Linked DNA regions of Homo sapiens: region 2 is linked to region 1. A link is an interaction called in ENCODE POLR2A ChIA-PET data of the cell type or tissue named here. Cell type or tissue: HCT116. All regions are shown on one strand. Each heading gives the region's core, and the rest is flanking DNA. Links, peaks and the distances in the headings are about the cores only.

What was found. Peaks named below come from ENCODE experiments on the same cell type or tissue, not always from the same donor. Only the 100,000 strongest peaks of a DNase experiment are listed, where the experiment ranks them.
Region 2: POLR2A ChIA-PET joins it to region 1 with 6 read pairs; 3 of 35 experiments call an interaction of 5 or more read pairs at or near these places.

Annotation. Positions count from the first base shown.
Region 1 is chr1:67,699,103-67,703,500 of GRCh38, reverse strand. It overlaps GNG12 (G protein subunit gamma 12), which reads left to right. Exons shown (of 4, transcript NM_018841.6): 4 at 1-2,026. Among named protein-coding and RNA genes, the nearest start is that of GADD45A, 16 kb to the right of the region's middle. In HCT116, for the core only: a CTCF peak has its summit at 2,481; a DNase peak (open chromatin) is centred at 2,600; H3K4me3 peaks cover 2,190 bases; H3K27ac peaks cover 2,426 bases.
Region 2 is chr1:67,627,067-67,631,464 of GRCh38, reverse strand. No RefSeq gene overlaps it. Among named protein-coding and RNA genes, the nearest start is that of GADD45A, 56 kb to the left of the region's middle. In HCT116, for the core only: no CTCF peak of the experiment used is centred there; no DNase peak of the experiment used is centred there.

The sequences.
Region 1 (4,398 bases), core at 257-4,256:
TCTATTTTTCTACTCAGTTTCAGAACACTAATCTGATTTTCACTCTGATTTTTAACGTTTCTTTAAATATTTATAATGTAGCTTCTTTCAAAATATTTTCATGAAAAATTACTTTTATTATACCATTATGTGCATGTTATTGGTAGCAGGCATAGTTTATTATTTAGTACTGAAACATGCTCTTTTACCTAACAGTAAACAAGTATGTTTTGATATATATCTGTTAATATGCTTATAGTGGTAAGAAATGGACTTGAGGTCCCAGGAGATTTCATTTTATTCACCCTGGTCAGATACAATAAAGGCTATGAGTATAAATACATAACTTCCTAACCAGGTGTAGGGCATGTTCATGAATATCAAATCTTTTGATGCTGGACCCAAGAGAGGAAAAGTTGTAGCTAAATGTTGATTTACTTATAACTAGACGTCTATGTGAGAAAATATATGTATACATATATATGATATGCAGAAGTCACTTTTTTTATCAGGCTTTATTCTCCTTACAAAGCCACAGTTTAACTGTCTGCAACAGTTGGTTTATGTTAATGATAGACAAATACCCAGTGTTTGTTACTTTTTCCAACTACCACTGTAATGATAATCTTTCTCACGTATATACATGCAACTTCTTGGCTTCATTTCCATGAAGCTGTTTCAATATATTCAGTATACTTTGTCCTTAATGCTGCTTCTGTTAACAGTGATCTCTTTCTTTTTTTCATTCTTATATCTTCATTAGTTCATCATAAATCTGTCCAGTTGAGGCCTCAGGACCACGGCATGATTTCATGACTCCGAAGTATTTTACAGAAACATTTTTTAAATAAGGGAAATATTTTATATACCAGATGGTTCACAAGTGATGGCTCATAGCTAGTTTTTTTTTTTCTTCTAAAAAATGTCAGGTTTTTAAAATCATTTACCTTATTAAAATGAAAAGTGCCATACTTAACTTTTAAAGGAAAGACCTGACTTGCTTTTTCTCTATTTAGACTGTTTTTGTACTTTACTAATCTTTAAACTATCAGGAAAAAAACCAAAACTTTATACCAATGATTTAGTAATTTTGAGGCATAGGGTAGCTTACGTAGTGGAGGATGTGCCAAATATTCTCTTCAAATGCCACCTTCTCAATTTATAACTAAAATAGTGTTATCTGACTAATTCCTCTGAATTTTGATGTAAGATCTATATAGGCCCCCAAAATGATCGTAGTACATGCCAGTCATTTCTCAGTGAAATAAATACAATACCAGAGTACATTATGGGTTTTATTGCTTTCTTTTATGGTAGACCTGTTAATGGGGAAAAAATACATCAAATCAAATAGAATCTTATATCTGTATGTTAAAATAGAGCACTTACCTGAAGTCAGTGGCCTGGATCATAGCCCTGGATCATTTCCCAGTCTGTCCTGTGCTGTGTGACCTTGGACAAGGCGCTTCATCTCTCTGGGCCTCTATTTCTCCATTTGTAAAACAAGTGGCTGCAGTAGATGATGGCTGAGAGCCCTTCCTGTTCCCAGATGCCTTGGTCCAAAGACCCCACCCCTCTGCTGGTCCTGCCAACGTGTTGGTGCTATAAGCTGCTTCAGATATAAAATTGGTTTATCTATAATGTTTGTTCATTTAATAGCTTCTAAAAGGCCTTTTTGTTATACAGTGCTTTTTTTCTAGTTTTATGGACTTGGTTACTGTAATAATGTCTTGTTTTTAGCCATGTAACTACAAACAGATATTCTCTTGATGTCTTAGTAAATTTGCATTTGATATATCATTGATGAGATTTTGTTGTTATGTAATATTCTTTGGCTACGCATCTGTCCAGCATCTTATTAACCATAATACTGTGATCATTATTTGGAAATATGTCCTATGGAAAGAATAAAAGCATGTACTTCACAGCTAGCATGTTCACAGATTTGAAAGAAGTTTCATTAAAAGCACCATTGCTTTCTGTACTGCGTCAGTGCCTCATTGTATCATCCTACTTGTGTTTTGCTCAATAAATGAATAAAAGACCATTTCTCTTCCCCTTTCCCTTCCTTCACTCAGTTAACATTTTCTGAGCACCTCCTGAGAGCAAGCTGCTGAGAGTCAGGCTCCCATGACACCCAAATGAATAAGACTTACACCAGCCCATGTCACAGTCTGAGCAAGGAGGATGGGAATGACAGATATGTAAACTAATCATCGTAGTATCATGTGGCAAGTGCTATAACTCAGGTGAACACAGAGTGCTGTGAGAGCCCAGAGGAAAGAGGGACTAGCTCCACATCAACAAAGACCTCTAAAAAGGCTTCCAAGGGTGGTGATGTTTGGGCTGAGTGAGAGAAGAACAGTATGCGTTGGAATGAGGTCCTGGGAGGAGATGAGAGGAGGAGAAAAGAGGACTGGAAGCCAGTGTGCAGAAGACCCCCGATCCCGCCCTCCTATCCTGCTTGCCTATCCTGAAACCAACAGGGGAGCTAGAGAGGCTGCTGAGGAGTGACGTAATGACTCTGACCTGTGGAGGGCTGTTTCCCATCCTGAGACTAGCTGAGGTAGTGGAAACTGATAACAAATGGAAAGGTCATTAGATGGTGGTGACTCATATTCACTATGTGTTTGCTGAAGGTGCCCTGCCTCCTCTTCTGCCCCTTCCCCCAGGGCTGGGATTCCCACAGAGATGAGGGGAGGGCAAAATCATCAAAGAACAAGGGCGGGAGGCAGCCAACAAGCCCCAGGCTATGAACCGGACACGCTGCAGAGATGGCCCCTGCTTCTGAGAGCCAGCACTCCACACTTACAAAAGGTAGGGGCAAAAGACAGTCCCTGGGCCCTTTCTAGTAAAAGACTGAAGGATTTAGATACATCGGTTTTGAAAAAGAGGCAACAACTAACAAGCACTTTTTACTGCTTCTGACCAAATTACAAAGTTCTTGTAACTCTCAGTGGAGGAGAGTTGGGGATGATGGATGGGATTGGGTAGGGGTGAGTTTTTAAAAGATGGGGGAAGGGAAGGTAATGAAGCTGGAAGAGGCAGATGAGATGTATACTTAGCCTTAACATGGACAAGAAACCCAGGCCTGCGGGTAGTGATTGGAACTCAGTGTGGAGATGCATGTCATGGGGCTTTCCACCTCTTCTGGATATGTGCCATGATCAGTTTTTCCCTGGCACGAGGGTCAGTTACACATAAACACATGGATATTCCCTCTAAACCTTTTTATTTGGGGCTCTATAATCCTTGTTTGGGGCTAGGCGACCGTCTTTTGAGTATTTGTCCCTCATTCCCTATGCCAGGATTATAATCTGTTGGCTTAAAACTCTGACCATGGCCGGGCGCGGTGGCTCATGCCTGTAATCCCAGCACTTTGGGAGGCCAAGACGGGCGGATCACGAGGTCAGGAGATCAAGACCATCCTGGCTAACACGGTGAAACCCCATCTCTACTAAAAATACAAAAAATTAGCCAGCCTGGTGGCGGGCGCGCCTGTAGTCCCAGTTACTCGGGAGGCTGAGGCAGGAGAATGGCATGAACCCGGGAGGCGGAGCTTGCAGTGAGCCGAGATCGCGCCACTGCACTCCAGCCTGGGCGACAGAGTGAGACTCCGTCTCAAAAAAAAAAAAAAAAAAAAAAAAAACCTCTGACCATCTTTGTGGAGCCTGGTCCCACCGTCAGTTCTAGCTGTCTTTGCACAGCCTGGCATGGCTAGGGCCTTGTGCTTGTTTTCAGAGCGTGACCATATTTGCTACTGTACCCCTTTACCACTGTGAGTAGCAAATAACTTTTGCCTTCAGATGAGCCCTCTGTTACCCTAATTACTTTCTCTTTATCTGAGTCATTTAAATCCATGAAGGTCGTTTAACTTTAGGCCAGCCCTGGGCGACGTGCAGTTAGTCAAAGGAACCCTCACCTCAATTGCCCATTTTTTTCAAAAACTTTTTCTGCCCTGGAGGAAAATGCAGTCCAAGTAAATTTATGCTAATGTGCAAATGAATTAATATATTGGCCTGTGGAGGACCACTGGCACTGTCAAATACAACTCTGGAGAGAGTGATACTTAGCACAAAGAAATGGAAGTTCATAGTAAAGTTTAGGCATCACTGAGAATTAATTGTACATATGAAGCATTCCTATACCCTTTAAATCCTCCTAGACAATCTATTGAATGATGAAAGCACTTAACTGAAATGGTTGACATCCATAATGGAAGATGCCAGGTTTGTAAGTCCAAGAGATTTGCAGCTGAGACATCTATGTGCACAATGATACTTTTTATTTTTATTTATTTATTTATTTATTTATTTATTTATTTATTTATTTATTTTTGAGACCGAGTCTCCCTCTGTCGCCCAAGCTGGAATGCAGTGGTGTGATCTCGGCTCACTGCAACCTCCCCCTCCCAAATTC
Region 2 (4,398 bases), core at 91-4,090, 72 kb after region 1:
CTTTCTTTCTTTTCTTTCTTTCTTCTTTTCTCTCTCTCTTTCTCTCTTTCTTCCTCTTTCTCATTCTTTCTTTCCCTTATTTCTTACTTTCTTCCTGCCTTTCTTTCTTTCTCCACAGGGTCTCACTCTGTCACTCAAACTGGAGTGCAGTGATGCAATCACGGCTCATTGCAACCTCAAACTCCTCAAGCAATGAGGCTCAAGCAATCTTCCTGCCTCAGCCTCCGAAGTCACTGGGATTACAGGAGTGAACCACTACAACTGATTTCTCTTTCTTTTCTTTCTATCTCATCCCACCTTCTCCTTCCCTCCCTCCATTCTTCCCTCCTCTCCTCTCCTTTCCTTCTTCATAAATGTTTATTGAGCTCTTCCTCATAGGCTAGGCATTATGCTAGGACTTACAGTGGTAATGGAATCCTTGTCCTTATGGGATTTTTAGTCAAAAATGGAAGACCAACACTAACAAATAATTACTCAAATAATTAAATTATACCAGCCACAATACTGTAAATAAGAGATCTAAGTGGGCCATATTCTACAGAACTCACTGGACACTTTCCACATCTGATTGTCTTATTGCATGTACCACATTGTGAATACCTCAAAGAGCAGGGAGTATGGCTGCTTTGCATTGTGTCTCCAGTGTCTAGTACAGAGCCTGGCATATACATAGTGTGCTCTCAATCATTATTTGTGACATAAACAAATAAGACACTTTAAAATATAACTAGTGTTAGTGCTAATATGACCTGGGAGTCATGAGGGGAAGTCAGAGGTGGCAAATCTCCTCTTTCTTCATCTCACCTTTCCCCCTTCCTACCAACAGCCAAATAGATGCCAAAGGTGTGACGTGTCATGGAATGGATGAAGGCCAAGTGTTATCCTAGATTCTCTGCCCTTAGCTCTCCCCATCAGGAAACACACCCAGGAATGCTCTTCTACAAACCCCTGGCTTTCGGAGAAATAAGGGGACAATCACTCTGCCCAGTTTGTGTCTTCTTTGGCATGGATGCATTTTCACTCCCCTCACCATGGCTGGATAACTGTCTTCCAATTCACACCCACTTTGGGATTTTTATTCTGTCCACTCAATTATGTAGGAAGCAGCAGATTATTGAAAATCATGTAAATATGATCAGAAACTAGTCAGAAAATAATCAAATATGAAAAGAAATGAGTCAAAAATGGGGAGTGTGACTTTGGTAGTAACAGAACAGAGAAAAGAGTCAATATATTTACTCCATCACATTTTCACTTCAAACAGGGAAATAATAACGTATTGAAGGATGGGAGGAAACAAATGAACAAATGAAACAAAACCCTCCAGTTATAGCAAAGGCATCATTTTAGAGCTGAGTGGTGAAGGATCAGAGTACCAGCATCCGTCTTCCTTGTTACCAGGCCCTCAGGAAGGTGTGCAGAAGCCACAGGGGGTGAGGAGGCCACAAGAGAAGCTTGGACATCATGCAAAGAGATGGCAGGCCTTAAGCTGTCCTTGGATTTGACTTGGCTCTGATAATAATTTGTCCAACTTGGCAGTGATATGACAATAAATTCCATGGATGTGAACAGCACAATGCATGCCAAGAAAAGTTGTTTTTTGGCAGAATTACCCTCATTGTTACTGTGTGCTGGGCAAAAAAAAAAAAAAAGTGCAAGAGATTCAGCATCTCTAACTTTCTTGCTCAGGACACAGTCATTTCTTTTCTCCCCAATACACAGGGGAAGGAGGCTGGTGAGGTTACCTTCAACACACTGTGTGCATCCCAATGAGCATGTCAGAGCTAAAAACTGATGGATGCTCAGCCCACTTTAGGACAGGCAATAGCTCAGTGTGCTAGCTCATAAACTGAGAACTTTATCTTATCAAGGATATTAGTGACCTCCCAGTCAAAAGCCCTGAACTAGTTCAACTCCACTGCTTGCAGGGTGAGACTGAAGTCAAGACACAGGAAATGACTTACTGAGAAAACATTACTAAGTTAGCAGCAGAGCCATGAACTGCTTACCGGGTACCTTCTTTATTGCCATTGCCTTGCTGGTAAGTGCTCAATAAATGTTAGCCATCATGATCATCATCAATATCATTATTACTTTTATGTGCTCATCACACACCCTGTGGCAATTAGATGGCATTTTCCCACTTTGTGAATACAGAAACCAGGAAATTTACCCAGGGTCCCACAGCTAGCAAGTGTCACAGCAGGCCTGGAACACAGGTGTGCTGACTCTACCTCCAGTAGTTTTTCCAGCCCTCATCCTGACTGTCCTGTGATCTGTGTATTGTGAAGCTATGAGTCCAGAAAGACCCTGTAGATGCAAAAGTCTAGAGAATAGCTCTTCCAACACTGTCTTCATAGAAGCTATGCTGTTGGGATGCTCCACAGCAGACAACATAAAAGTTCTCTTCAAAATGAGCATTTTCTTCCTCTCTGTTGAGTGCACAATGGGAACGGTGCTGGAAAGCATAAGCAGTTCAGCCATGATGCTGAAGAGGTGGGCAAAGGGCAGGTTCCAGGAGGCCCCATGTCATAACAAGGTGCTTGGGTTTTATCCTACCAGCAGAACCTTTGATGGGGCTTAAGTAAAGGACACCGTGGCAAAAATTTGCGCTTGAGATATTTCACGCTGGCGGTTGGGTGTAGGATGGATTTGAGAGGATTGGAGGAGAGGCAGAGAGAACTGAGAGGAGGCCGCAGCTTAGGTGAGGTGGTCTGAGGAAAGGAGTAGAGGGGCAGATTCAGGATTGACTTGAAATCAAGATGAAAAAGAGGGAAAAGGTGAGTCTCCAGTTTTTAGCTTTGATGACTGATTGGGGTAAGAGTAGAAGAAGAAGAGTTGGATTGAGGGCAAGATGAAGAGTCCTGCTTTAGACATATTGAGATAGAGGGGCCTAAAGGATATTTTATCCTTGATTCCCTCAAAGGAAGGCCTGGGACAAAGGTTTTTGCATGGGTCATTTATCTGGGAAGTGATCCCAAGAACAGGAGAGAGGGATCAGGGAGGGTGGGATAAAGGAAAATGGAAAAATGGAAAGCCAGTAATGGATGTGTATCATATTGGTCACTGCCACAGGACAGTGATGCTGGACCCCTGGGGCCTCCAAGAAGCATTTACGCTGCATTTCAGGACTGTCCACCTGAGAGAGATAAGAGGGAGAAGCGGTTATCCACTGATTCTTGTACTTCAGTAATCCTGATTCCACATGAAGTGTTATCCCAACCCCCACCCCCAATCTGGGTTGCACACGCCCAAGTGTTAGGCATTTCCACAGGCAACCAGAATGACTAGGCATCCAGGGGCATCAGAGAAGCCCCAAGGCACGAAGCGTGGTCTAAGCCAATTGTTGAAAAAAGTTACTGTCTGTGTAAATTGAGTCATAGCCAGGGTAGAACCGCTTGCCAGAGCCACTAATGGACTCAGAAATGAGGCCAAGAGGATATGAGAGGGTGCATAAGAGACACCCAAGTCATGGGACCTCCAGGTGGGTCTGTCCAGGTGGCACATATGTAAATCATCTAAAGTTCTGGAGAGAGACTGGGGCTGGAGACAAAGATTTGGCAATCATCAGTATCCAGGAGGTTGTTGAAACCATGAGGAAAGTGTGTCAAGTGCCCAGAGCAGTGAGCTGAGGAGGAATCCTGGAGGACCCTGAAGGACTGAGCAGAGGAAAAAAAGCCCACGGAGGCACAGGAATGGCCAAGGAGATGTAAGCAGAACCTGGAAAGGATGGTGCCATGGGAGCCAAAGTAGTAGCAGGTGACAAGGAGATTAGCTGAAGGTCTCCAGTGCATCACACCATAAAAAAAATCCCACTGCGTTTGGCAATCAGGAGGTCTTGGGTGCCATCACCGAGAGGAAGCTCAGTACAACTGTGGTGTTAGAGGTCAGAAAATATTGGCCTGAGGTATGAATGGGAGGTAGAAATCTGAAAAGAATAGTGCACCCTGCTTAGTCACAAGGACTGCCCTTGAACAGGATGAGGGCAGTGAAGGCATGAGCACAGGGACAGAGAGAGGGCAGATTTTAGGTCAGAGAGTGAGGCACTGAAGGGGATCAGGCAAAACAGCCTTAGTTTTCTTGGTGAAGCAATATTCTGTGCTGAAACTGTAGTAGTACGTGAACTAGAACTGGCCATCCTCCTTCTCCTGCTGAGAGCTTTCAACCTGAGGACCGCAGGAGAGAGTTGGGCTAGTACTCAGTTATTTCTATCAGTCATTCAGTCAGACAGTCCATATTTACTGAATAGTAACAATGTACAAGGCCTTATGAAACTGGGGACAATACAAGATGACTGCGATTTATTCCCTACTTATAAGGAGCTTTCAAGCATAGGTCCTGGGAATTTGTTACAAACCAGAGGAAGCTAGAAACTGGACTGGGTCAGGGATGCTGGCC